7 separate regions of the Homo sapiens genome follow, and all the other regions are linked to region 5. Evidence: chromatin contacts called from ENCODE Hi-C or POLR2A ChIA-PET data. All regions are on one chromosome and are shown on one strand. The core of a region is the stretch at or near the end of the contact, and the rest is flanking DNA. Distances in the headings are between cores, read along the strand shown. Region 1 holds the start of OSBP2 (oxysterol binding protein 2). Region 2 holds the start of EIF4ENIF1 (eukaryotic translation initiation factor 4E nuclear import factor 1). Region 3 overlaps SFI1 (SFI1 centrin binding protein). Region 4 holds the start of PATZ1 (POZ/BTB and AT hook containing zinc finger 1). Region 5 holds the start of SMTN (smoothelin). Region 6 holds the start of DRG1 (developmentally regulated GTP binding protein 1). Region 7 holds the start of DUSP18 (dual specificity phosphatase 18).

The links. A loop is a pair of places that touch in the nucleus more often than their neighbours do. ChIA-PET counts read pairs that join two places held with the same protein, here RNA polymerase II (POLR2A). Pooled maps may share reads with other maps.
Region 1: POLR2A ChIA-PET joins it to region 5 with 11 read pairs in PC-9. The contact joins the promoter of OSBP2 here to the promoter of SMTN in region 5. A Hi-C loop is called at or near these places in 7 of 50 pooled maps. POLR2A ChIA-PET finds 5 or more read pairs at or near these places in 3 of 52 experiments (PC-3, PC-9 and WTC11).
Region 2: a loop to region 5 is called in a pooled map, with 7 times the contacts of the local background. The contact joins the promoter of EIF4ENIF1 here to the promoter of SMTN in region 5. A Hi-C loop is called at or near these places in 8 of 37 single-sample maps with no recorded cell type and 9 of 50 pooled maps. POLR2A ChIA-PET finds 5 or more read pairs at or near these places in 1 of 52 experiments (GM12878).
Region 3: a pooled map shows a loop between it and region 5 (2.7-fold over the local background). The contact joins the enhancer-like site here to the promoter of SMTN in region 5. A Hi-C loop is called at or near these places in 4 of 50 pooled maps. POLR2A ChIA-PET finds 5 or more read pairs at or near these places in 2 of 52 experiments (GM10248 and activated CD4-positive, alpha-beta T cell).
Region 4: a loop to region 5 is called in a pooled map, with 16 times the contacts of the local background. The contact joins the promoter of PATZ1 here to the promoter of SMTN in region 5. A Hi-C loop is called at or near these places in 2 of 37 single-sample maps with no recorded cell type and 11 of 50 pooled maps. POLR2A ChIA-PET finds 5 or more read pairs at or near these places in 9 of 52 experiments (BJ, CD4-positive, alpha-beta memory T cell, H1 and 5 more).
Region 6: a map of CD8-positive, alpha-beta T cell shows a loop between it and region 5 (2.2-fold over the local background). The contact joins the promoter of DRG1 here to the promoter of SMTN in region 5. A Hi-C loop is called at or near these places in 2 of 168 maps with a recorded cell type or tissue (CD8-positive, alpha-beta T cell and naive thymus-derived CD4-positive, alpha-beta T cell), 4 of 37 single-sample maps with no recorded cell type and 11 of 50 pooled maps. POLR2A ChIA-PET finds 5 or more read pairs at or near these places in 2 of 52 experiments (AG04450 and H1).
Region 7: a map of CD8-positive, alpha-beta T cell shows a loop between it and region 5 (4-fold over the local background). The contact joins the promoter of DUSP18 here to the promoter of SMTN in region 5. A Hi-C loop is called at or near these places in 3 of 168 maps with a recorded cell type or tissue (CD4-positive, alpha-beta T cell, CD8-positive, alpha-beta T cell and naive thymus-derived CD4-positive, alpha-beta T cell), 4 of 37 single-sample maps with no recorded cell type and 14 of 50 pooled maps. POLR2A ChIA-PET finds 5 or more read pairs at or near these places in 1 of 52 experiments (K562).

What each region holds. Positions count from the first base shown.
Region 1 is chr22:30,693,599-30,697,150 of GRCh38, reverse strand. OSBP2 (oxysterol binding protein 2) reads right to left here and starts at 2,277. Exons shown (of 14, transcript NM_030758.4): 1 at 1,598-2,277. The coding sequence starts at 2,241. RefSeq lists silencers at 2,091-2,140, 2,525-2,604.
Region 2 is chr22:31,488,085-31,491,694 of GRCh38, reverse strand. EIF4ENIF1 (eukaryotic translation initiation factor 4E nuclear import factor 1) reads left to right here and starts at 1,853. Exons shown (of 19, transcript NM_019843.4): 1 at 1,853-2,001; 2 at 2,950-3,072. The coding sequence starts at 2,977. RefSeq lists enhancers at 839-898, 1,298-1,920, 1,921-2,544 and silencers at 1,449-2,098, 2,179-2,468.
Region 3 is chr22:31,535,371-31,539,214 of GRCh38, reverse strand. All of the region lies in intron 4 of SFI1 (SFI1 centrin binding protein), which reads right to left. It also overlaps the pseudogene RPS26P59. Among named protein-coding and RNA genes, the nearest start is that of SFI1, 41 kb to the right of the region's middle. Within about 2 kb of position 1,919, at least 2 of the 41 ENCODE cell types and tissues checked have a DNase peak (open chromatin) inside an H3K27ac peak, as active enhancers do.
Region 4 is chr22:31,344,382-31,348,106 of GRCh38, reverse strand. It overlaps PATZ1 (POZ/BTB and AT hook containing zinc finger 1), which reads left to right and starts at 1,761. Exons shown (of 5, transcript NM_014323.3): 1 at 1,761-3,725. The coding sequence starts at 2,505. LINC01521 (long intergenic non-protein coding RNA 1521) reads right to left here and starts at 1,348. Exons shown (of 1, transcript NR_120386.1): 1 at 1-1,348. RefSeq lists silencers at 1,256-1,475, 1,526-1,595, 1,966-2,385, 2,936-3,005.
Region 5 is chr22:31,079,969-31,084,035 of GRCh38, reverse strand. It overlaps SMTN (smoothelin), which reads right to left and starts at 2,718. Exons shown (of 21, transcript NM_134269.3): 1 at 2,580-2,718; 2 at 727-857. The coding sequence starts at 777. RefSeq lists a silencer at 2,677-2,836.
Region 6 is chr22:31,396,907-31,400,925 of GRCh38, reverse strand. DRG1 (developmentally regulated GTP binding protein 1) reads right to left here and starts at 1,322. Exons shown (of 9, transcript NM_004147.4): 1 at 1,201-1,322; 2 at 183-306. The coding sequence starts at 1,242. RefSeq lists enhancers at 1,213-1,262, 390-1,295 and a silencer at 1,383-1,662.
Region 7 is chr22:30,666,490-30,670,599 of GRCh38, reverse strand. DUSP18 (dual specificity phosphatase 18) reads left to right here and starts at 2,725. Exons shown (of 2, transcript NM_152511.5): 1 at 2,725-3,138. It also overlaps a transcript of SLC35E4 not described here. RefSeq lists an enhancer at 2,238-2,627.

The DNA of each region.
Region 1 (3,552 bases), core at 1,028-3,527, 390 kb after region 5:
GTAGTACCTGGTAAATACAGGTAACACAGACATGCTGAACTCAAAGGTGAGTGGGTATCAGGACACATTTGGGACAGGTCCAGATGTTGGTGTTCAGAATCCCTCTCTACCGTCTACTGGGCCAGTGCCTTTGGATAATGGGCTCTGTGTCTCCCCATCAAACCTCAGAACTCCTCATTTGTAAGACAGGAGAGGCCGGTGTGGTGGCTCATGCCTGTAATCCTAACACTTTGGGAGGCCGAGGCAGGCGAATCACCTGAGGTCAGGAGTTCGAAACCAGCCTGGGCAACATGGTGAAACCCCATCTCTACTAAAAATACAAAAAAAAAATTAGCCGGGCATGGTGACGGGCGCCTGTAATCCCAACTACTCAGGAGGCTGAGGCAGAAGAATTGCTTGAACCTGGGGGGCGGAGGTTGCAGTGAGCCAAGATTGCACCACTGCACTCCAGCCTGGGCGACAGAGCAATACTCCGTCTCAAAAACAAAAACAACAAAAAACAAAACCCTGTAGTGGGTGACTTGAAGGGATACTGTTGGCTGAATGAAGTGAGTGAAGTGACCTGAATTTCAGCAACAGCAAGTCAAGGTCCTTTTGTGTGCAGCAATGAAACAGTGCTTCTCAGAGTGTGGTCCTGGACCAGCATCACCAGCCACGCCTGGGAAGTTATTAGAAAATCCGAATCTCAGGCCCTTCCCCTAGGCCCACTGTAACAGAAATTCATTGGGGAGGCCCAGCACTTTGTGTTCCAACAAGCTCTTCAGGGAATGCTGATGCACACTCAGGTTTGAGAACCACTGGCATAGACTGATCTGAGTTCTCAAGGCTTAAACCAACCATCCCCAGGAAGCAGACCCAGGGAAGAGCCAGTAAGAAAGCAAAGGGAGGCTTCAGTAACCTCCTTTCAACCAGTTTCAGTGGGAAGACAGTGTTAGCTCTCTCACCACTGGACTTTAATTTTGAATCCCGTGCTGGGTCTGGAATAAGAAAGGAGGGCAGCAAAACACTTCCTAGCTCTCCGCAAAATGCCAAGATGGACTCCTGAAGGCCAAGAACCGTGTCCAATACATCTGTGAGTCTGTGGTGCCCAGCCCAAGGCCTGGCAACCAGAGGCATCAGGAAAGGTGGGAGTAACTGCCCCAGGCGGGAAGAATAAGCAGCCCTTCCTAAGAGTGTGGGTCCTAAGGACTGAACAAGGTGACTCTCTCCCTCAATCCCAAACACACAATGATGTTAGCTCCCGAACCAGAAAGGGCAAGGACTTTGAGGGGCTGACTCTAGCTAGCTGCCCCAAGCCCCACAACTGCCAAGCAGAAGGGAACTGAGGCCCCAGATCACTCCCTTACTCCACCTCCCCACTTGCCCAAAAACCCAAGCTTGCCAGAGGTCATGTCCGCAGATCACATTCACCCTTGCCAGAGGTCAGGGCCCCCGGCCCTTGGCGGCGGGCCAGAAGCGTGACTTGGCCTGCTGGAATGCATGCCCCTAAACATCTCTAGACTAGTGGCAGTGTCCGCCAACCATGGAGGCCCTCCATCACCATCCCTGCAGCATCACCACCCTCCAACCCCCATGTCCCACCCTGGCGCTTCCATACCTGTAGTAAGAGAGCAAACCATTGCCCAGCACGAACCAGCGGCGCTGGTAGCCCTTCAGATAGTTGGTCCACTTGAGAAGCCAGCCCTCGAAGCTGTCCAGAGGCAGTAAGGCCAGTGGGGCACTGGAGGTCGTGCCAGTCCCCGACATTGGAACCCCAAGAGGAGTCTTCGCCTGTCCTGGTCGCAGAAGAGGCAGGGGCTTTAACGCTGGCAGCGATCCTGACTCGGGTCTGAGAAAGGTCGCGCTCCCCACCGCCCGGGAGAGCGGCTCCGATGCGGCCTTAGTGAAGGGCCCAGCCCCTACACCTGAGCTTGACTCTGACCCCGGCCGCGACCCCTGCAGCAGTTCCGATGGCTGCCCAGCCCCTGGCTCCGGCTCAGACGTCGTCTCGGACACAGGTTCCGATCTTGGCACTGCCTCCGAAACTGCCTCCGACACCTGTTCTGACAGCGGTCCCCGCTCCGGTTCGGGCACGGGCTGGGGCTGGGGCTTGGGCTCCGGCCCGGAGCCGGACGTGGAAGCGCTCATGCCCGGCGCCGCCGTGTGGCACGACAGGCAGGGGACAACCGTGAACAGCGACGAGAGCCCGCGGGAGCGGCCGCCACAGCCGCCGCCTCGGCTCGGAGCCGCCGCTTTCCCCATAGAGCCGGCCGACCCGCGCGCGGCCGAGCGGCCAGTGGGGGCGGGGGGCAGGCCGGGGGCGGGGCCGGGGGCGCAGTCACGTGCGCGCGGCGCGAGGCGGGGGCGCGCGCGGGTTCCTCCGCGGTCCCGTGCGCTCCGTGCCCGTCAGCGCCCGCCGGCTGTTGTGCTCTCGGCCAGCCTCGGGCCATGTTTGGACCCTGGGTCCTTCCTAGGTCCGGCCGGTGGAAGGAGCTCTGACAACACCTGTGGGCGGAAGAGCTTGGTGGTCGGTCAACTCCGAAGGGGATGGCGCGCTTCAGGCCACGGTCTCTGCTTCGGCCCAGCCGTGCCAGGCGCTGGAGGAACAATGATGAATGCGGAGCCCGCCAGCTCCCAGCGCAGCTCTGCCCACGGGACCCTGCGCCGACGCCCCCTCCCCCAACCCAGGCTGGGGTGGGTTCGCTCTCCGCCACCCAGGAAAGCCGGGTGGGAAGCAGGTACGGCACCCAGAGGCCACGAAATGCGCACGAAGCACAGGGGCGCTAAAGGCTAAAGACGACGCCCCGCCCCCCATGGCAGCCATTACCTGTCTGTGGGTCGCTCCTGCGGCCGCCAGAAGCGGTGGCCCCAAGTGGCCGCCTCACCGCCTCCACCTCCTGAGCCAGCTGGCCTACGGTTCATGCCAAGGCGCTTCGCTGCCAGTGACGACATCGTTCGGGTTCTCTAAACAAATAGGGGAAGACTTTTTGTAAACCAAGCGTTTTAGTACAAGAAACATCTCAAAGTGGGATTCTGAACTTGGACCTCCCGGGATCCCTGGGTAGGCTGGCAGTCTGTGAGGCTTCCGCAGAGGTTTACCTGTCTGTGCATTTTTCCAGAGTAGGTCCATAACAAAGGAGGCTGTGACCCCAGAATGGTTAAAACATCAGCGAATTTTTTTTTCCGCTTTTTTTTTTTTTCCTTTTTGAGACTGAGTCTCACTCGGTAGCCCAGGCTGGAATGCAGTGGCGTGATCTTGGTTCACTGCAGCCTCCGCTTCCCAGGTTCAAGCGATTCTCCTGCCTTGGCCTCCCTAGTAGCTGGAATTCCACGGCCCGCACCATGCCCAGCTAAATTTTGTATTTTTAGTAGAAACGGGGTTTCACCATGTTGGTCAGGCTGGTCTTGAACTCCTGACCTCAGGCCAGGATCCTCCCGCCTCGGCCTCCCAAAGTGCTAGGATTACAGGCGTGAGCCACTGTGCCCAGCCATCAGTGATTTTTTTTTTTTCTTAAGAATCTATCCAAATGACGAAAGTTGATGGTTACTACAAATAATCAGAAATACAAATGG
Region 2 (3,610 bases), core at 604-3,103, 410 kb before region 5:
GTGGCAGGAGCCTGTAGTCCCAGCTATTTGGGAGGCTGAGGCTGGAGCAGTGAGCTATGATTGTGCCATTGCTTTCCAGCCTGGATGACAGAGCAAGACTTCATCACCCCCAAAATAAAATAACCAGAGCAGTGTTTTTAATGTTATCTTTAATTCCCTCTGCAAGCCTAAAAAGTAGGTATACTGCGATCCCTTTCGGAAAAATGAGGAAAGGGAGATCCAGGTGGTGAAATGCCTGGCTCAGGTTTCACACTAATTGGCAGGGTCAGGATTTAGCAGCTTCAAAGAACGGGCCTTCTCCACTACTCCAGGGAGTCTCCAAGACACTAAAGGGGATTAGACCTGTTTCCCACAGCTTTAGGAAGAATTTGGATTCCAAAAACAGCTTGATTGTTAAAATAATAACATCTGTATTATCACCTGCAACGTGTCTCTGTATAGGCTTAAAAAGGCTCAGCAGCTTTATGGGTTATATATGGTTTTTTACCCACCTTATCCTGTTTAATCTTAACTGCCCCATGAGCAGGTTATATCATCTTCGCAATTTCACAGGTAAAACTAAGAATCAATAGACTAACTCTCCATAGCTTGTAGGAGGTGGCAGAGATGAGAATGCAAACTCAGGCCTGATGTGCAAGTGTTTCCCTCTGCCTCTTGCCTGTAAAAAAACAGTTTGTAAGAAACACACTTTATTCAGTAATACAAACGAAAAGTTTTCTGTTGCCAAGATTCACAAGAAGGGAGCTGAGTTAGTGGTCACTCACTGCCCAACACCCTAATTTCACAAGTGAAGTGAAGTTCCAACAAAGTAGGCCTCTTGGAAGAAATGTAGACGTTGCTGTCCTTTAACCAGGAAAATTGCGTTCTCGGGACTTCACGCCTATGTATCGCTTCACACCAACGCTGCGCAGTACCACAGGGCAGAAATGGGTGCTTGTGGTATTCCAGCACATAGGACTTCCTCCCCAGGATGCAGTTACCCACACTGCTCACATATTTGCATTTCTGTGGCCCCCTGTCAGCCTGAGTCTGCACTACGTGGTAAGCACTTGACATTCGCCGTCTCATTTCCCCAACTCCACTCGCACTTCCCCTTTCTGTGCAGGCTAAGGACAGATTCAGGTTACCGGAGGGAAACAACATTTCAATGAATTTGTTAGTCGCCTTTATCGCTATCAAAGCCAATCGTGACAAGTTTGTCTTTTAATGCAGCAACCAGTACTCGCGCATAAGCCTCATAGATTTACAGAGGCCATTTTAGAAACACGACCGAAACTTAGGTTAAGTCAGCTTTGCCTAAGATCACGCCACTCGCAAAACAGCTGAGGTTCGAACCCGCACTGGGAAGGCTCGGAAGACCCCAATCTCCTATCTCAAATTCCCACTGCCGAAGCCCCACGGTTCTCTGCCTATGCGAACCATGCAAATACAGCGGTCGTCGCGCCACAGGCCGTGCTAGCCGCCAGCCCAGCCCCATCTAGCCACCGCCTCCGGGAGAGTGGCGTGCCGCGAGTCGCGGGTCCCAAGTGCCGTCCGCTCTGCCCTGCAGCGCGCGTGGGAACGCGGCGGCGGTGGCCTCTGGGCTGCCCACGGCGACCGCCTGCGCGCACGGGAGCGGGTTTCCGCTATCCCCACCGTGGCCTCCTCCTCGCCGCCACCACCTTCCCACCCCCCGGCCCGCGCAGGGGCTGGCGTCCGGGAAGCGCGCGGCGATGCTTCTTTTTCGCCCGGCACCGCTGCAGCCACCTCACATCCGGGCGCGCGGCGGGGAAGGCGGCGCCGGGGCCAGGGTGCGTGGAGGGAGTTATTAAGGGGGAGGGGGCCGAAGAGGAGGGGCGGAGGGCCGGGCTGCAGTTACGGCGGCTGAAGAGAGACAGCCCAAGCCGGTCGGGGTGGGGGCGCGAGAGCGAAGGCTGCGGGGAGCGGCGCTGGGACCGGTGCGGGCAGCGGGGAGGGGAGCGGCGGCCGAGGCAAAGGGCCGCCGAGCGGCGGAGGCACCGAGTAAGGGTCGGCGGCGGTGGCGGCTGGGTCCGGGGCACCGCGCGCCCGGTGCTCCCGGGTGTAGAAGGGGCGCGGGCGCATTGCTCCCGGGGTCGCGTGCGTGAGCGCGGGCGCCGGGGCGCCCGCAGGGGGTGGGCAGGGGCGCGAGGCCCGCAAGGCGGCCGGCGGGTAGCCGGCGGGCTGGCTGGCGGGGACCGAGCCGCCGGGCCGGGGAGGACGGCTGCGGGCCTGCGCTAGCTCCAGCTTGAAGCGCCCGGGCCGGGAGATTCGGCCTCCCTCCTCCCTGCGGCCGGCCGCCCCTCAGTGAGTACGGTCTCCGCCCTTCCTCCGAAGGAGGCCGCTGGGCCCGGGCCTGCGTGAGGGGCTGCGGGTTGGGGTCGCGGCCCGGGGAAGCCAAGTTTCGGAGCTGAAGCCGGTGCTCGCCCTTTCCTTGCCATCGGCGCCCCTGACATGGCCACAGGTGCGGCTGGCCTGGCGAGGGGCGCTCGGGCCCCGTCCCCAGTCCCTGATCGCCGGATAACAAGGGGCAGCTGGCGCCGTCCATTGGCAAGTGACAGGCACTTTCCAACAGACTTCGCGGGTTCCCAGCCTAACCAGTCTTCTACCTGCCCCCACTCCGGGAAACTTCCCCACCAGTCTTGAAAGATCCCCATGGGTGGCAGCTACTAATCTTGGTTTCTCTTGTGTTAAAGCTGCTTAAAGGTTATATACCTTGAATTGGGCACCTTCTACTTTTTACCATGTTGATGCTTAGGATACTAGGAAAGAGAACTGAGTACCAATGATTCTATCTCCAAGTTCTAATTTATAGCATAATTTTGGGGTGGGGACTTGTTTTTAACACTAGCTGTTTTGAGAGATTAAAAAGTTTCAGCTTCTGAAGAAACAGCCAAGATTTCTGAAAACTTACTGTTCTCGGTGACAATTTTGTGCCGATTTATCTTCCAGGTGCAGAGCATTGTAGACCAAGGAGCCATGGATAGGAGAAGTATGGGTGAAACAGAAAGTGGAGATGCTTTCCTTGACCTGAAGAAGCCTCCTGCCTCCAAATGCCCCCATCGCTATACAAAAGTAAGGTTTGCCACTAATGAAATAGTGTTTCTTTTTAGGTGGCGAAGTTAGTAACATTGTATAACTATTTCATTCCTATTAAGTGGTAATCTCATTCTGACTCACTACATGGACTAAATATTAACTAAATTTAGTAGTGCATTACTTTGAACATTTTTCTGCAAGTGTAGATACCCAGCGTTTAAGCTGGAATTTGCTTTGAGAGGCTTTTAGGTGAAGGGAATGTAGGCTTAGATTTTTTTAAAATTGCGGATCAGTATACTTTGTAAGTTCTGTAACAGCTATGTAATTGGTACGTTTATTGATTTACATACTGTACTGTGAGGATTAAAGCCCTAGGATGCGTTACAAAGTTAGTGTCCTCTGTATTGATGTTTCCTTAAGAGGCAGACTCCCCATAGGAATGCTCTTGAGTGTGCTTTTCATGGGTAACTGGCTTTTCAATCCTGTTTTTTTATTTTCTATTACAAATTGGATATGGACTCAAAAAAGTAAGGCTTCAGTCATATTTCCCCTAGCTAAAAACTGGAGATGCTTA
Region 3 (3,844 bases), core at 670-3,169, 460 kb before region 5:
TCACTCGGGGGAGAGATGCTGATGGCTTGGACTGGGTGGTAGCTACTGGAGGTCTGAAAAGTGGCTGGATTCTGAATGCATTTTGAAGGTTGAAGCAACATGATTTTGGCATATGGCATTTTAAATTGGGGTGTGAAAGAACAAGAGGTGTGAAGGATGACTTCACCATTTCTGACCTGAGCACTTGGAAGGATGGAGTTTCCACTCACTGAGAGGGGGAGGATGACGATTTCAGTTTCGGGCATACTATGGTGTGACACCCAGTGGAGTTGTCACGTACGTAAAAGTCCAGAGTTTCAAGGCAGAGGTCTTGGCTGGGCATACACATCTGAGAATCACTGTGAGATTTAATGAGATTTTGGTTGTGAGGCAGCTAGAGAAGCAGTGCAAAGACTAGGTGTTGGGATATTCAGATGAGGAAGAATCAACAAAGGAGAGTTAGAAGGGGCAGTCAAACAGGTAGGAGAAAAAACACAAGAGGATGGTAACTAGAACCTGGGAGAAGAAAGGTATTCTAGAAGAAGGAAATGATGGACTCTCTAATGCTACCTGGTAGGTCAAGTTAAAGAAAGTTTAGGAATTCATCATTGATTTTAGCAAATGTAGTGACTTTAACAAAAACAGGAGAAATTCATCATTTGAAACACAGTAGAGGCTGCAGCAGTCAGGGACATTTCTGAAGTGAGGATCTTTGATGCCTAGGTGCTACCCAAGCCATATATGAAGCTACCTTAATATGTGAGTTGTGCCATTCACAGCAAAGTAGTTAGAAATCAATCTCATGAAGGCTGCTAGGACTGAATACCCACACCTCCATTTCGACCTGCAGGCGTTGCCCCATGACTCCCACTAAAACCCGTTAAGAAACTGTGTCCTTAAGGACTGAAGAAAAATTATTCTCCAGAGAAAAATAAAATGGAAATTGTACTTAAAAAAAAAAAAAAAAGGTTAAGGCTGGGTGCAGTGGCCCATGCCTGTAATCCCAGCACTTTGGGAGGCTGAGGTGGGTGGATCATCTGAGGTTAGGAGTTCGAGACCAACATGGTGAAACCCCGTCTCTACTAAAAATACAAAAAATAGCCGGCCATGGTGGCGCATGCCTGTGGTCCCAGCTACTTGGCAGGCTGAGGCAGGAGAATTGCTTGAACCCGGGAAGCGAAAGTTGCAGTGAGCCAAGATCGCGTCACTGCACTCCAGCCTGGGCAACAAGAGTGAAACTCGGTCTCAAAAACAAACAAACAAACAAAAAACAAAGCTAAAACATTATCTAAGCACATAAAGGCATTATTCTGTAGTTTGTGGTATGATATTATTCCCGCCTAACACTCCTAAAATTGAGAAATAAATAACTCAGTATGGAAAAAGCCTAAAAACAAAGATCAGGATGCCCAATGTTCCCCCAAGTAACAAAGAACCTACTTGATTTTAACAGATTGATATTTGATATTGATATATAGATATTAGAAAATAACTATCCCTTCACAAATTTCTAAGTCAATGGAAACACAGTATCAGAATTCTAATTCTGGTAGCTGCTTAGAAAACAAATATTCTCACTCTATCATTTTGTAATTTGCAAAACTGAGGCCTACAGGCGTAACTATCCTCAGATCAAACAATTAGCTAGGGCCTGGGTTAGAACCGAAGCTCAGGTCTCCTTAATTCTAGTCCAGTATTCTTTCCTCTACACCCGCCTACCACTGAAGAGCGAAGACATGAAAAACAGCATAATGCGAATGTTTTAAAGCAATGTAGCAGGTTAGCTAGCAGTCACTGGCTAACCCAACACCCACTGCCAAGCCCTTTTTCTCGTAAGTATCCACTACAGAGGCCAGAAAGATTTCTTTCCAAACCTCCTCTGTAGCTAAAGGTGGCCGGTGACAAAGCTCTGGCCAATGAGGCAGAAGCAGAATGCAGTGGGGAACTTCCAGGGAAGTTTTCTTTCCTGATAAAGAGATCAAACTGACGCCACCCTTACCCCCACCTTCCTGTGTAAAGCTAGAATAGTCATCTTGCAACTACGAAGTGTTACCTATGAGGACAAAGGGCCAATGTGCTAAGGATGTTGAACTAGAAAGGTACTAGAAGCCTGAGTCTAAAACGACATCACTGAACAGCTGAAGCAATACCAGTAACTGCCAATCTCCAGGTGGCTTGTTAAAAAAAAAGAAGTAAATCCCCTCATGCCTGTAATCCTAACACTTTGGGAGGCAGAGCAGGGAGGATCGCTTGAGTGCAGGAGTTCAAGACCAGCCTGGAAAACATAGTGAGACCCTGTCTCTAAAGGTAAAAAAAAAGTTAATTTTAAAAAAAAAAACAAAAAACAGAAAAAACAAATCTCAATTTGTTTCAGCCATTGTTAGGCTTTCTCTTAGAGTCAATGTACTTCTAACATACAATCAGCATTTCCCAAGGACTTGGAAGGCATTATTTGAAAAGAGGTTCCCAGTCAAATATGGGTCAAATATAGATAAATAAAATTGAGTAAAAAATAGATTTTAGGGCCGGGCATGGTGGCATATGCCTGTAATCCCAGCATTTTGGGAGGCCAAGGCAGGTGGATCACTTGAGGTCAGGAGTTTGAGACCACTCTGGCCAACAGGGTGAAACCCCGTCTCTACTAAAAACACAAAAAATTAGCAGAGCATGGTGGCGTGCACCTTTAATCCCAGCTACTCAGGAGGCGGAGGCAGGAGAATTGCTTGAGCCCAGAAGGTGGCGGTTGCAGTGAGCCAAGATCGTGCCACCGCACTCCAGCCTGGGCAACAAGAGCAAAACTTCGTCTCAAAAAATAAATAAATAAATAAAACGGATTTTAGGAAAATAGTGGAGGTAGCAACACAGTTTTCAATCTTTGGATCCCCGAGTAGCATCTGAGGAACCTAACAACAGGAGAACCCTAAAATAGCCAATGAGCTGTTGTTGGAAGGTACAGAGGCCCAATTTAAGACCAGCAGCTGAAACTATGAGTTTTATCCTCTCCAGCACGAGGGCTCACATAAGAACTGAAACAGCTAGAGCAGTCCAGCCCCTAGGGAATCTCAAAACTCATCTGCCAGGGTACCCTTCTAGGACAGGGCTTCATATGGAGGAGAAACAGCCACGGGTAGAAAAAAATTTGAGCAGGAGAGGGTCAAAAGAGACAAGGAAAAAGAAAATCCAGACCAAGTGTGGTAAGGGAACAAAACCAGGATACCCCATTAAAAAAGCCACTATATTTTTGAACCCTAAACAAAAACAACAGAAGAAGGAGTTCTATGAAATTAGTAAAACTTAACCGAACCTTGACTCACTCTAAAAGTTCAGTATAATAAGGCAGGTGTGGTGGCTTGTGCCTACAGTCTCAGCTACTTGGGAGGCAGAGGCAGAAGGATTAATTGAGCCCATGAGTTCAAGGCTGCAGTGAGCTATGATCACACCACTGCAGGGCAATACAGCGAGACCTCGTCTCTAAAAAATATATAAAGACATATAAATTTAAAAACTAAAATTCAGGAAAACTAATTTCACATAAAAATAAGCAATAAAATTAGCCGGGCATGGTGGTGCACGTCTGTAATCCCAGCCACTTGGGAGGCTGAGGCAGAGGCAGGAGAGGCAGTAGAATTGCTTGAATCTAGGAGGCAGAGGTTGCAGTGAGCCAAGATCGCGCCACTGCACTCCAGCCTGGGCAACAGAGCGAGACTCTGTCTCAGCAAAAAGAAAAAAAAGAAAAAACAAAAAAAAGGTCAGGCGCGGTGGCTCATGCCTGTAATCCAAACACTTTGGGAGGTTGAGGGCGGGCGGATCACAAGGTCAGGAGTTCGAGACCAGCCTGATCAACATGGTGAAATGCTGTCTCTAC
Region 4 (3,725 bases), core at 512-3,011, 270 kb before region 5:
CCCGGCCCCTTTCTCTTTCTCTGTGGATGTTCCCAGCAGCTCTCTCAAAAATAAAACGTGCCAGTTCCCAAAATCCGCCCAAGAAAGCTGTGGCTCAGAGAGGGAGGCACTAGCCTAAGGTGACAGTGAGTCTGGGCTTAGAACACAGATCTCCTGGCTTCGTGTCCAGGGAACTTTCTTCATGCCTCTAATTCATTCTCTCCAACAGGAGTTTGGCATGTACTATGCCCTAGAGCGGAGGTGTGCAGGACAGGTGCTGCTGTCCCTGTGCACAGGTTAAGAAACAGTTTAACTGAATCTCAGGGAGGCCAAGTGACTAAGCACCAGGACACGAAACCAGAAGGCAGAGGTCTCGATTTTGAACTCGGATCATCCGCCAGGGCAACGCCCGGAAGCCTCAGGGCGCGCGTGGCTGGGCGCGAGCTCGGCGCGCAGCGGTGGGAATCCCGAGCGGAGTTGGAAGCCGGGCCCGTTCATTTGCATGCTAATACCCAGAATGCTTTTCCCCCGCACACCGCTTCTCTTAATGGAAGCGCTCAGTTTGGAACCGTGGAAAGTTTGGAACACATACTTCGCTGCCTCTTTGCAACTGTGGGAACTTCCCGCCCGCACACGCGGCGCCTGCAGCCTGGGGCTCCGCGCCAGGCGGCCCAAAGGCAGCCGCCAGCGCTTCCTGGGAAGACAAACCTTGGTGTACAACTCTAGCGTGGTAGCATCCCCGGGCGGGCCGGGGACAAAGCGCCGAGGCCTGGCGGCAGGGCCCATTACCAGAGCACCCGGCGTCTCACAGGGCTGCGGGCGCTGGGGATGCTCCGGGCTTGGAGAGGCCTGAGGGTGTCCCCGACTCCTCCGGCACCCCCACTTCCCTGAGGATTGCTGGGGCTTCCGGGGGTCCCTGCCCCGTCCATCGCCCTCATATTGTCGCCTCCCGGAGCTGGTGACTTCACGCTCCCCGGGGACAAAGCTCGGCGTGCTGTGGTTTGGGGGAGAAGCTGGACGCTGGCTTCATCTCTCCAGCTCTTCCGGGCGCGCAGCCCATCAGATCGATCAATGTACCGGGTGCAGAAGCAGCTCCGGAGGTTCGGCCTGTCTCCGGCCAGGACCCCGGGCCCTCTCTGGTGTTTGAAGCAGGGAGGCGGTCGCAGGCGACTTCTGGGAATTTCACGCATGAAAGCGGGGCTCCGAAGGGTGGACGACGCCCGCTCGACCTGCGAGTGCGCTTCGCAGGCTGGGGGGCCCGGATCCGCACCCCTCAGTTCCTGCCCCCCCACCCTGCTAGCCGCCACTCTCAGCGGGCAGGGGAGGGGCAGTGGGAGCTGGTTTGCTGGCTCGGCGCTTCGTTTGCATTGGTCCGGGGGGGCTGAGACTGCAGCCCCCGGCCCCGCGGGCGGGGTGGGGAGGCGGGGGCCGGACGGGGGCTCAGGCTGCTCTAGCATTGGCGGATCTGGGGAATGGGGAGGGGGGGCAGGAAGCGGGGGGAGCGGACTGCGGGGGGGGGGTGTATAAATAGGGAAGGGGGGACGTGCATCCTCGTCTTGGTGAGGGGGGGGCGCTCGGCACAAAGAAAGTGTAAAGTTTGCAGCGCCAGGCGGCCCGGGCTAGGCATCCGGGCGCGCACGTGCAAGGCCGGGGACGCCGGGGCCCCCACTCTGAGCTCGCCGTTTCTTTTTTTTCTGCAAGCGAGAGGGGGGGTGTTGTTGGTATCGCCCCCTCCTTCTCCTCCCCCCAGGGGTGAAAGTGCAAGAGGAAGTGCAGCCGCTGCCATCTTTCCTCCGCTCCGAACACACGGAGCCCGGGGCCGCACAGCCGCCGCTCCGCCGCCGCCTTCTCCCGGCCTGAGGAAGGGCCTACTCTGCCGCCGCCGCCGCCCGCCCGCTCCAGCCGCCGCCGCCGCCGCCACCGCCCTCCAGGCTCCGGGACCCGGCCCGCGCCACCGCCCCCGTGCGCGCCCCGCCGCCGCCGCCTTCGCCTTCGCCTTTTGTTTCCTCCGCTCCGGCGCCCCCGCCCCGGCTCGCGCTTTGCAGGGGACGCAGCGCGCGCCCCCAGCGGGCCCGGGAAAAGCCGCGGCGCGCGCGCGCGCCTGCGCGGCGGACCCCTCCTTCTCCTCCCCGCGTGCGCGTGCCCTTCTTGGCTGCGCGCCGGCGCCGCCTGGCGGGCGGGAGGGGAGGTGGCAGGCGCGTTTGCAGGAGGGGCGCACCTCTTCGCTCGCGCACCCCCCCGGAAGGTAGACCGGGAAGGGGAGGCGGGCGGGCGGAGAGGAGAGAGTGGCGCGCAGTCCAGCGAGGGCGGGGGTTGGCTATGTGGGGGGTGGTGCACCCCGCAGTCTAGACAGTCTGATCCGGGCTGGGGGCGTGTACACTCGGCGCACCTGCGAGACTACAGAGCCTCGGGCCGGCACGTGTGGGGAGTGTGGACACGTCTGCTGCGCCCCGCTTCTCGCTGCTGAGGGGAAGGGAGGGGGCGGGCAGGTGCAGCGGCCGGGCTAGTGGGAGGGGGCGGCGGCCATGGAGCGGGTGAACGACGCTTCGTGCGGCCCGTCTGGCTGCTACACATACCAGGTGAGCAGACACAGCACGGAGATGCTGCACAACCTGAACCAGCAGCGCAAAAACGGCGGGCGCTTCTGCGACGTGCTCTTGCGGGTAGGCGACGAGAGCTTCCCAGCGCACCGCGCCGTGCTGGCCGCCTGCAGCGAGTACTTTGAGTCGGTGTTCAGCGCCCAGTTGGGCGACGGCGGAGCTGCGGACGGGGGTCCGGCTGATGTAGGGGGCGCGACGGCAGCACCAGGCGGCGGGGCCGGGGGCAGCCGGGAGCTGGAGATGCACACTATCAGCTCCAAGGTATTTGGGGACATTCTGGACTTCGCCTACACTTCCCGCATCGTGGTGCGCTTGGAGAGCTTTCCCGAACTCATGACGGCCGCCAAGTTCCTGCTGATGAGGTCGGTTATCGAGATCTGCCAGGAAGTCATCAAACAGTCCAACGTACAGATCCTGGTACCCCCTGCCCGCGCCGATATAATGCTCTTTCGCCCCCCTGGGACCTCGGACTTGGGCTTCCCTTTGGACATGACCAACGGGGCAGCCTTGGCAGCCAACAGCAATGGCATCGCCGGCAGCATGCAGCCAGAGGAGGAGGCAGCTCGGGCGGCTGGTGCAGCCATTGCAGGCCAAGCCTCTTTGCCTGTGTTACCTGGGGTGGACCGCTTGCCCATGGTGGCTGGACCCCTATCCCCCCAACTGCTGACTTCCCCATTCCCCAGTGTGGCATCCAGTGCCCCTCCCCTGACTGGCAAGCGAGGCCGGGGCCGCCCAAGGAAGGCCAACCTGCTGGACTCAATGTTTGGGTCCCCAGGGGGCCTGAGGGAGGCAGGCATCCTTCCATGCGGTCTATGTGGTAAGGTGTTCACTGATGCCAACCGGCTCCGGCAGCACGAGGCCCAGCACGGTGTCACCAGCCTCCAGCTGGGCTACATCGACCTTCCTCCTCCGAGGCTGGGTGAGAATGGGCTACCCATCTCTGAAGACCCCGACGGCCCCCGAAAGAGGAGCCGGACCAGGAAGCAGGTGGCTTGTGAGATCTGCGGCAAGATCTTCCGTGATGTGTATCATCTTAACCGGCACAAGCTGTCCCACTCTGGGGAGAAGCCCTACTCCTGCCCTGTGTGTGGGTTGCGGTTCAAGAGAAAAGACCGCATGTCCTACCATGTGCGGTCCCATGATGGG
Region 5 (4,067 bases), core at 1,469-3,968:
ACCTAGAGCTTGTGTGCAAACACATCTCCCTCCCTCCCTTCATTTTACAGGTAGAGGAACTGAGACTCAAGAGTAGAAAAATGAGATGAGAAGCCACAGAATCCATAAGGGCCCACAAAACCTGTCTCTCTCTTATGGCCTCGTCCAGCCTTGACTTTCCCAGGACTCTGGTCCCCCGTGGCCCACTATGGGGTTGGGATTTTGGCACAGCTCCTTCTTAGATGGGTGTCCTTGAGCAGGTGATTTTAACTCTCTTGAGTCGCAGTGCCCAGGCTTTCAGAGCTGCTGTGATTATTCTGTGACATGGTATACCCAGTACCCAGCCTGCCCCCTGCCAGGCCTTGGCATTATTAATCATTGCTGCTACCATTATCACTGGGCCAGCTTCCAGGGGTGGGCATTGCCCGAGCTATTGCTCTGGAGAGGCATATCCAGCCTCCCCACACCTGTGGCTGCATACGGGCGAGTCTACAGCAGTTACTGTTTAAACAGGTGGTGGCTGTGGAGGGTTGGGAGGGACTAGGCTTCAGTACCAGGCATGGACAGGCACATGCCACAAGGGCCTCTGCATCAGCCACATGGAACTGGCCTACCCCTGTTCCCATGTCCCCCTCCTCCTGACCTTTCCCCCATCACTTCTTCCTGTCAGCTGAGAGGTACCCTGGATTGACCCTGCCTCTCTGGCTTGGCTTTCCTGTCCCCACAGTGGGTGATGGGGCCACTTACCAGCTTCCGAAGGGCTCCCTCATCCAGCCCAGCTAAGGCCTCGTCCGCCATCTCGCTGGCCCCTAGCTCCGTCGGTTCCTTTCTGGTGAGATCCCCAGTGCCTGTGGCACCTGTCACCAGCTCAGAGAATTCTGCAGGGGACAGACATGAATCAGGCATGCTGGGGCTTCCAGAAACCACAGGCACTTAGGCTCTGTGCCTTACTTTCCCTCTCTAACCTAGGAGCGTCCATTACTGTCCCATCCTATAATGTGGCTCCTGGCTGGAAGCTGCCCTCTGCCCTAGGGTGGTTTGCTGGAAAACTCACCAAACCCAGGGTAGGGGGTCTCTGGTTCCAGCCCTGCCAGCTTGGCCGCCAGTCTGCTGTGTGGCCTGGGATGGACTCTCATCCTGTCTAAACCTCAAAACAGGGAGGGCAGGGACCTGGATTGAGAAGCCAGGGCCTGGCAAGACCCACCCAAGCTGTGCTTACCACCAGGGGGTGCACTCCAGTCTCCAGTTTCCTGCCCCACCCACCCATCCACAGGGCCTACCCAGCCCCCACCCACTCCGCAGGCTCAGCTTCTGGCTGTGGGCTGAACCCGTAGTTCTTGCTGCCACCACCACTGTCATTCCCCCAGGTATAGGAAGGTACACTGTGTCTTCCGATTCTTGGAGCCAGCTCTGCTGTCCAGACCTCCTGAAGCCAGGTGTCCAGGCACCCAGCACCTCCTGCCAATTCATACAGAATTCAATTCCCCACCTGGAAGGGCTTTCAGAAGCTGACCTGCCCAACCCCTGGATTTCAGGCAAACTGAGAAGATTGGAGAGGGCCAAGGATTTGTCACTGAGCAAGGAGGAAGCCAAAGACTTAGAGGGCAGAGAAGGATGTAATCAAAATCTTCGTCATCTCCGGCTTCCGAAGCTCCCTTCCAAAGTGCCCTCAAGGGCCTGGAACACTCTCAGTGACAGAGGCAAGAGCCCCATCTTGCCCCAGTGCTGCCCATCAAAATGGACCCCTAAATCCTGGCCCAGCCTCCCAGCGCAGATCTCTCCTTCCTCCTGTAGCCCCAACTAATGTCTGTCTGGAATTTGAGGGGCCCTGGTCTGGCACACTGTGGATGCTTAGTTAATGTATGGTGACTGACTAATGTGTGGCCCCAGGCCTGCCCCCCACCTCCTGTTGATTCATCTTTCAATCATCCCTTCCCTCTCTTCAGAACAGTCACTTGGGAAGTCACCCCATACGGTGCATGGGTGGGGGGTGAGGGTTACCGCTCCACACAGTTGGGGTGTGTGGGTCCCAGCCTGTTCAAGTCACTGCTTGTTCCCCCTCCCATCCTGGTAGGCTCAGAGGTGTCAACCTCCCAATCTCTGCCTGTTAGGATCCTTGCCTCTTACCTAGTTACTCTGTCTGGGTTAAACCTCTTCAAGACTGTCCAGTGGTCACCAGCCTTAGGTTCTGCGGACATTCTGATTCCCCCCATGTCTGTTCTTCTATGGGGCAGCTGACCCTAATGCCTAATCTAGGACACCCATGGGATTATAAGAAGATCCCTGCCGCTGCTCTTCTCCAATCTCCCTGTCACACAGTCTGGGGTCGCCGGACATTGTGAGGGGCCTCAGGATTCTGTGGCAGCTTCCCCAGGGTTTCTGCCGCCACAGACTAGCGCCCCTGTGGGGCGTGGAGTCTCTTAGGAATCCGGGGGCGTCTTCCCCCAACAGTCTCATAACTTTATCCCATGGCTTAGACCTCTCGTATGGGTGGGGGCTCCCAGGTCTGGACGTTCCAGAACTCCTGTCTAGACATCCGGGTTCCACCCCCGGACACGTTGGGGCAGCACCAGGATCCCCCCCGAGGTCCGCACACCCACCTCTCAGTCCAGCCCACCCGTCCGGCGCAGGCTCGGCTTAGCTCTTTCGGGACCCGACAGACGGATTAGACACGCGCAGGCCGGAGGTGCCGCGACCCGCTGTCCCAGGCCCGCTCAGCAACCGTCCCCTGGATTCTGCGGAGAGCTGCCCGTCCAGCCGCGCCAGCAGCCCGGCTGGCCCCGCCCTGCCCCGACGCGCCAGCCAACCCTCGATTGGGTACCTCCCACTCTCGTGCCCCATTGGGAAAATTCAATTTGACGGCCACGCCCCGAGAGGAAGGCCCCGCCCCTCGCGGGCCAGGGAGGTCGGAAATTGGGAGTCTTGGGGTCGTCTGCCTCGGTGGCTTTAGCGAGTCGGGTGGGCATCGGCAGGGGGACGCAGGCTCTGCGCCAAGTCGGGGGGGGCGCCCCGAGCCGAGGTAAGTTTCCTGGGGTCGTAGGAGTCTCAGAGCCTTCAGGACAGCCCCTCTCCGCCCTCCTCTTTGTTCCTGAGACCACGTCCCCTCCCTCGACTCCACCCCTTTCTCGCGTCAGTGTTTAAGCTTGGCCGCCGTCCCTAGGCTGCTTTCGGGACACCTGGTCTGAGCCACCTCAGAGCAGGGACTGAGTGACTGGCAGCACCTTGACCCTGTGTTGGAGTGCCGGGACCATCTCAGGTGGAGCAGAATCAATCACACAGCACGCCTCCCCCAGCCCACACACCTTTGAACAGACATTGCCTTCTTGTAGCATGCTTCTACCTTCCAAGCCCTGAGAGTCTGCCTTTAGGAGCGCTGGAGTCCTAAATAGGGAATATGGAGTCCAGGCTGTCATTCAGCAAAAGGGGGAAATTGAGGCCCAGAGAGAGCTGACATGTCCAAGACCAAACAAGGAATCAGCCAGGGTACCCAGGAGGTCAGATCCACAAGGCAAAGCTATTCCATCTTCAGTGCCAGAGGCCCTAAAGCCGCCCTTGGGTCTCCATGGAGACTAAAGTGGGTGGAGTTGGGAGGATGGGGTCTGGAGTCCTGTCAAATAAAAACAATAACAAATCATTTATTTTGTACTTGCCATGTACCAGGCATATAATGCCCATAACAAGCACATGAGACCATGACTATTGCCCCATTTTACAGATGAGGACAACAGCTGATAAGTAGTAAAGCTGTGATTCATACCCAGCACCTTCTGAGTCCAGACCCTGCTTTTAACCACTATAATGTGGGATTCTGGGGAGGTGGTTTCAGCCTGTTAACCCAGAAGAGCCCCGGTTCAGGTCCTCTGTGACACCCCCCAGCCCCCATCTAAGGAAAGGCCCAGTCTCCACACTGAGAGTCTTTTCCATGTGTCATTTCATTTCATCCCCACACCCCTGAGAAGTGGTCCCATTTTACACATCAGAAAACCAAGGCACGGGCCAGGTGCGGTGGCTCATGCCTGTAATCCCAGCACTTTGGGATGCCAAGGCAGGTGGATCACCCAAGGTCAGGAGTTCGAGACCAGCCTGGC
Region 6 (4,019 bases), core at 73-2,572, 320 kb before region 5:
GATCAGGCTGGTCTTGAACTCCTGGCCTCAAGTGATCCTCCTATCTCAGCCTCCCAGCATGCTAGGATTGCAGGCGTTGAGCCACTGCACTGGGCCATCTTTAGTTATTTTTAAACCACATGTATGTACTATTTTGACAAAAATTATACCTAAAAATATATATATTGAAGAAGAACACAAACCTTCTCCTGGACCTCCACCACCACCACCCTTTGGAGTAATGAGTTCTCGACGAAGCTTAGCAAGACGAGCCTTAAGCAGCCCTAAGTGGTGTGCTGTGGCCTTGTTCTTTTGAGTCCGAGCCATCTAAAAGGGAGGAATCACAGCCATAAATTAGAAGCAGTGAACGCTTCCCCCAGCTTTGAGAGGATAATTTTTTTCCCCAAGTCCTACTAATGTTAGCACACCCAGTTTACAGGCTTTAAAAGAGTAAAAGTCCATTATCTCCTCCATCCAGCTCATTTCCCTCACTACAAAGCAAAGCAAAGCCCAAAGAGGAAAGACGATTAAGGTCATTCCAATTAGTGCCCCCAGACTAGACTGAAACCCGTCTGCGGGTTCCTTTTCTACTATTTGCAGCTGTTTGGATCCATCTAACACTGGGACACCACTTTCCTAATTGTAAAGCGCTCTCAGGGCCGCACGCAATGGAATCACACACTATCCAGGCGGAATAAACTGCTCCCACACAGATGTCATTTTACTTCCAGATCCGATTACCGGGAGCAAATACTCTGAATCAGGGGGTCATTAGGGTAGACACTGGGAAAAGGGGGAATAAGGGGGACGCAGCGAAGGATGATGAGGAAAGATCCTGAACTATCTGACCAAGTCAGAGATGGAATAAGGGACAGGATTCAGTGTTTCTCAGAGCAAAACGGAAAGAAACAACATCAGAACAGGAGCCAAACACTGGGAGGGGGAACGGACTAAGGGCCTAAGGTGCAGGGGTGCGGAACGCGGGCCCGGGCAAAGGGGAGTCCGAGAGCGTAGACGCGGGACGAGGGGAAAGGGGGCCCTGACTGAGGAGAGTCGGGGACTCCTAATCGTGGCAGAGGGCAGTCGGAACACGGGCCTCGCTGAGAGAAGTCGCGGAATCTAGGCCCGGTCCTGACGCGGCTCAAAGGAGAACAGGAAGGAGCGACGCCACCAAAGAAGGAATGCTCAGACTAAGAGTGAACCGCCAGCTGCGTCCATTACCTCTGCTTCTATCTCCGCGATCTTAGCTAAGGTGCTGCTCATCGTGGCGAGTACCCTGTGGCCTCCACACTGTCTCCCTTCACACACCCGCGGGCAAACTGCCACCGCCACCAGGCGCTACTGCAGCACGCAGGCGCGGTACTTCGAATTACCGCGAGAGAGTTCCGCGTAGGGGTCACCGCGAGTCGCAAAGCGTGGGGCTGTCTCCTCCCCCTCACCCGACCCCGCCCCGTCCCGCGAGCCAGTGCGGTGTCATAGAGCCCGCGGGAGCGGAGGCCAGAGAGGCCACCCCTGTCTGGGCCTCCCCGAGCGCGCCGAGGGTCGCGCGCAGCTCGGCCCCGCCCAGCGGGACCCGCTCCCAGCTGCTCTGCATGGTACTGAACGCTTCAGTGCTGGAGACCCCAGGGCGTGGTGCAAAGCCGACTCATGCTCCGCACCCCTGTTCCTCGCCAGCATCTGCGGGTCCTGGGTCCCTTTTTCACAGCTGGGGTGACACCCCGACGCCCTCCATGGTCTTGGAGGGAGTAGAGACCCATCTTCAGCCTGCCTCACCCCCTTGGATAAAGAAAATGCCCCCTTTCTATCATTCAAAATTATTTTTAGGTCGGTTTTGTTTACTCCGAACCCCGAGTAGAGCACATGGGGAGCCCAAAATAAGTGCATACTTGAATGGATAATTCCCAGAGAACTGCTGCTTGCAACATAGTTTGTAATACCAAAAAATTGAAATCTATATTAACACCCATCAGTAGGAAAATGGATAAATGAATAATGCCTCTATCCTGTTTTTGAAATATGATTACAGCCGTTAAAACGTAGATCTGTGGTCTGACTGGCTACCCAGGACATGTTAAATGGGAAAACAACTAGCAGAAGGGCACCTACGTAGTGATACCATTTATGTTATTTTTAAAATTAAATGTACATTTATATAGGTGTACGTGTATGAACGTGCAGTTTAAAGGCCTAAACAGAAAAATACATCAGAAGCTCTTAACTGTGGGATGGGATGCAAAGAAAAGGCCTTTCACATTTTATTCCACAGAATTTTGAAGTTAAATTTTTACAAGACGAATGTATCCATGTATTACTTGTGTAATAATAAAATTTAAAATTTCAAAAGACTCCTCTTCCCCAAGTGTCATGAGGAAGCCAGGACGTCCAGGAACTATGTGGTGGTTTTGAAAGCGGTTTGCCTCAGGATCAATGGGTTGTTTTGATAGATTGATTATTCCAGCGGGAGTCGACAGGCCAGGCTTAACCCACAGTCGACAGGCCAGGCTTAACCCACAGGGCTGGCCTCCACCCAGCCCTGGGAGGGAAGTTTAATTTAGTTAAATTTGTAAACAAGAACTATTCTAACTTCCCAGAGACAAAAAAGGGAGGTTTTCTTGTGCATAAAGAGGGAGAAACAGAAGGGAAAGCTTTTACAGAAGGTCCCCAAAGGGCCAAAGAGAGTTTCTTCTTTCTTTTCTTTAACCTCAGCCTTTTTCATAAATAAATTAAGGGATGATGAGGTAATTAGATCCCACACTATTAGCAATGGAGGAGGGAAGATGAGGAGGTCCAGCTGGAATGGGACATGATCAAAGATCAATCTTAAAAGACAGATAAAATCAAATCAGCAGGCCTATCCTAACTTGAAGTACTTAAGGAATTAATTGGCTGACAATATCAAGGGCATCACTGCTCTGTGAGTAGGTGCTCCTTAGCAAATCTATTATATGAGGCCTGCAGATAAGTTAACACTTACTGCTCAAAGACACCCTGGGACCCACCTTGGGGCCCTGAACTGTCAATAGGCACCAAAGAGTAATACTCATTTTCCCGAGTCCTGGGTGGCCATCCTGTTCATGCAATCGTTATTTACAGAGCTCCAACTGCTGCCTGGCACTGTGACAACACTGGGGACAGAGTAGAGAGTGAATCAGATATGTTCCTGCACATAACAAGTATTTAGGCCGGGCGCGGTGGCTCATGCCTGTAATCCCAGCACTTTGGGAGGCCGAGGTGGGTGGCAGATCACGAGGTCAGGAGATCGAGACCATCCTGGCTAATACGGTGAAACCCGGTGTCTACTAAAAATACAAAAAATTAGCCAGGCATGATGGCATGCACCTGTAGTCCCAGCTACTCAGGAAGCTGAGGCAGGAAAATCCCTTGAACCCGGGAGGCGGAGGTTGCAGTGAACCAAGAATGTGCCACTGCACTCCAGCCTGGCGACAGAGGGAGACTCAGTCTCAAAAAAAAAAAGTATCCAGGCTGGGGCTGGGCACAGTGGCTCACCCCTGTAATCCCAGCACTTTGGGAGGCCGAGGCAGGTGGATCACCTGAGGTCAGGAGTTCGAGACCAGCCTGGCCAGCATGGTGAAACCCCGTCTCTATTAAAAATACTAAAATTAGCCGGGCGTGGTGGCGGGCGCCTGTAATCCCAGCTACTCAGGAGGCTGAGCAGGAGAATCGCTTGAACCCGGGAGGCAGAGGTTGTAGTGAGCCGAGATCATGCCATTGCACTACAGCCTGGAGCCAGGACGACAAGAGCGAGACTCTATCTCAAGGAAGAAAAAAAAAGAAGTATCCAGGCTGGGAGGCCAAGGCCAGGACCTTAGGTTCAGCTCCTAAGAGCCATAGCTACCCCATGTCTGTTAAGTACCAACTGCAGCAAGGAGAGCCCATTTGGTCATATGAATAAAGCACTAGCACCTTGGTATTAAATGTGTAAAAAATAAATAGGCCGGGGACAGTGGCTCACAGTTTAATCCCAGTGCTTTCAGAGGTTGAGGTGGGAGGATCGCTTGAGGCCAGGAGTTCAAGACCAG
Region 7 (4,110 bases), core at 1,476-3,975, 410 kb after region 5:
CTAGACCCTGTGCCTAAAGGGGATCTGGGAGGCGGGGGCTTGGGGGAGTATAGATCAGAGCAGGGAGAAATAAAAGTAAGAGTTTGGACAGATGTTAGGCTGGTTAATAGGGGAATTCCAGAAGAAGGTTTGGGGAAAATTTAGAATAGGGAGGTGTGGGGTGGACAGGGGTTTTAGGAGACTCTGAAAGGTGAGGTGAAACATGGGGTGGGGTGGGGTAGAATGGAGCTAGGTACTCCAGGTGAAAATATAACAATCTGGTCAAAATGAGGAAATGCTGAAGAGTGGATATACTTCTAAGCACTGCATTTTCACTTTTTGATAATTTGGTTACACCATGAAGTAGTCTTACAAATAAATACCTTTAAATGGTTTTGCCCATTTAAAAATAATTCTTCAGGATCAGGCACAGTGGCTGAGGCCTATAATCCCAGCACTTTGGGAGGCCAAGGTGGGCAGATCACTTGAGGTCAGGAGTTCGAGACCAGCCTGGCCAACATGGTGAAACCCCATCTCTACTAAAAATACAAAAATTAGCCGGGTGTAGTGGTGAGCACCTGTAATCCCAGCTAATCAGGAGGCTAAGGCAGGAGAATCACTGGAACCCAGGAGGCAGAGGTTGCAGTGAGCCAAGACTGTGCCACTGCACTCGGGCCTGGGCCACAGAGCTAGACTCTGTCTCAAAAAAAAAATTGTTCATATTTTCTTTCTAAAATGCGGAAACAAAATCTACAGTATGGAAGCAATTGAATAAATTTTGGTATGTCATAAAATAAAATACATGTAATTGTGTATGAAACATAGACGGGTGGTATATTAGATGGGAGAAAAAAGCAGGTTACTAAAAAGTGAACTTTTGTGATGTATCTTTTTTAAGTATAAGCATGTTGTAACATATATATATATATATATATATATATATATGAATGGATTCTGATCAAAATACACCAAAATGTTAACAGTGATTGTCCCTAGCCACTTATGCTGCTGGCCTGTCTTGTCTTCTTTTTATTTCTTCGAGACGGGGTCTCACTCTGTCCCCCAGGTTGGAGAGTAGTGGCACAATCTCAGCTCACTGCAACCTCCACATCCCAGGCTCAAGTGATCCTCCCACCTCAGCCTCCTGAGTAACTGGGACCACAGGTGAGCCACCAAGCCCGGCTAATTTTTTGTATTTTTGGTAGAGATGGGGTTTCACCCTGTTGCCCAGGCTGGTCTCGAACTCCTGAGCTCAGGTGATCCAACTGCCTCAGCGTTTCAAAGTGAAGTGGTGGGAATACAAGCGTGAGCCACCATGCCTGTCCTCATTTTTCTATAAGTGTACACTACTTTTATAATTGGGTCAAAAAAGACAACTGTAGAAGGATAAAAAATATTGAAGGACTAGTTTTTCTAATGCATTTTCAGCCTATTTGGAACTGGAGTGTTGTGAATGTTTTCATATTTACAAACTAGTATGAACAATCCAACTTCTCAATCTCTCATTTACATTTTTCTGACCTCTATGCATAGCCTAGGTGTGAGGTGATGGAAAAAGCTGGTTTAGAGATCAAGATGCTCAAACACAAAAGTCCCCCAAATCCTGAGAGTTTTTTGTTTTTTTAAAAAAATCCTTAAAACATTTAAAGACGCATAAAACTCTTCACCCACTCAGTGGTGCAAAAAATTTACCAATACTAGAAGGGGAGGAGGCTGGCAACGACTGGAAATATTCCCTTTCAAGTAATAAATAATGGTTATTTTGAACCAAATTGCTTTCCACCTCAAGTCCTCCATGGATGGGAGCCTGGAGGATGCAGTGATGGGGGTTATGGAATGGAAAGGAGCGTGGGTAATTGGGTTTGTGAGGATTGGGGCCAGGCAGAGGGAACTGGGGGCTTTTCCAGGACCACTGGGGAACACAGAGGCTGAGAAGGGGAGTGTGGGATGGGTTCGAGCTGGGGAGGACCTCGGCCTCGCCAGGCTCTAAGGAGAGTCACAGCTCACCACCTAGGGCGCTGGGACCACACGATGTCATGCCTGGGAGACTGAAGGGCTAGGACAGATTCTGAGAAAATGTGGACTGGAGATGGGGATTCCAGGTTCTCCCGGGAGTCCAGGCGAGGGAGTTCCGGCTTCAGGGAGTCCCAAGAGCTAGACTGGGAAGGGGCTGGTGCCCAGGACTATGAGAAATCCAGACTCCCCTGGGGTGTGAAAAAGGGCCGAGGTCCGGCTGAGGGAGAGCGAGTCTGAAAGAGTTCGGGCTCCCTTGCGGGTCCGAGAGTCTAACGAAGGCTCTGGGCACCCAGGCCGCACCTGAAGAGCACCAACGACTGCTCGGTCCGCGGCGCGGGAAGGAGATGTGCGGCTGAACCCCTACGCCGATTACTTAGCGGCGGCCCTATCGAGAGGGTGGTTCGAGCCCGAGGTGGCGCCGGTCCCGTAAATCGTGGAGGATCTCAGGTCCCCTGTGACCAAGGGCGTAGTCAGCTGTGTCATGGCGGCTTCCCTGTTCGAGAAACAGTTGGAAACTGGAGGCCGGTTGGGAGTCATGGTCGTTGGGCGCACGGAGGCCGGTTGGAAGCCATGGTCGTTGGGCGCCAGGAGGCCGGTTGAGAGCCGTGCTCGTTGGACGCGCGCAGACCTGGAGTTAGTCCCTGGGCGGAACCTGGAGCCCCGCGCGGCGCGTTGCCTGGGAGACGCATAAGGGGGCGGGGCCGGGGAGGGAGTGTCGCACATGCGCACAGAGCCCGGGCGGCTACGGAAGCGGTGAGACTGTCTCTCGGCTGCAGCCCTGGTGCGACCCGGCCCGTTGCCGTAGAGATGGGCAGGGCTGGATGGAGTGGGGTGCGGTGAGCTGAGCTGACCCTGCTTCGCCACGGGGACTGCAGTGACCCCGGCTTGCCGGCAGGGCGGGTAACAGGTTGAGCCAGGGTGGGGCTGCTCAGGGGCGTGGAGCCGAGGCCAGGATTTCTCTGAAGACCCGGCACAGGCTATTCCTTTCTGCGACGAGCCCATTGCTATGGAAACCAAAGCGTTAGGCCAGCGGGGATTGAGGCTGCGGGATCATGACGGGTCTCTCTCCCGAAGAACCTTGCCTAAGGCTTCCCCAAGCGGCTACTTCCTGAGCGAACCCGCCCACCCGCCTGAAGGAGAGAGGTAAAACCCTGGGGGTCCTGACACTAAGCAGGCGAAGAAGCCTATTCCAATGCCAGCTCCCCTAGGAAACCTACCCGGCCCACCCCTAGAAGTGATGCTTCGCTCTCGTTAACTCTTGGACTTTGTTCCATGTTTATAACTTAGTATTTCACGAACGCCCCGCGGTGTTTGTTCATTTTTCCCACACATAATGGACCATAAAGGTCGGCTTCTTTGCTTTATGACTCGTTCTGAACAAGTCCTTTTCCGCGCTGTGTCTCACTTTCCTCTTTTGTAAAATGGAAATATTAACTCTAGACGCCGGTCTGATTAGGTTGCTTTGAAGATCGAACCAGATGAGGGAAGCCAAATACTTCATAGGCTGTAAAGTGGTGAAGCTGAACTGCTACCGAGTTGCTATTTTTTTCTCCTCCTCCCTCTCAAGCTAAACGTTCTTTAGATCTTTTGTGATTTCTTCAGGTGGTCTTTGCGACTCCCTAGGCTCCGACCTGGAAGAAATCTTTTTTACACTTCCCTTTCACAGAGCCCTGCATTTTAACTTCCCTATCAGAAGCGAGAAAAATAGTTATCATTTTGAGAGGGCTTACTCTATGCCAAGCCCTGAGAAAACTCTTTACGTGGATTATCTCGTTTAATTTCACAACATCCTTTTAAGGTAGGTACTGTTATCCTATTTTCAAGCTCTGTCTGCCTGTAATTGCCTGTTTACTATCTGTTTCTCCCACTAGTCTTTGAGCTCCCTGAGAAAAGGGGCCATGCCTGTCTTGTACATTTCAGTATCTCCAACACCTAATACAGTGCCTGATAGAGATTGCTTTTTTTTTTTTTTTTTTTTTTTTTGAGATGGAGTCTCACGCTGTCTCCCAGGCTGGAGTGCAGTGGCACGATCTTGGCTCACTGCAGCCTCCGCCTCCCGGGTTCAAGCAATTCTCCCGTCTCAGCCTCCTGAGTAGCTGGGACTACAGGCCCATG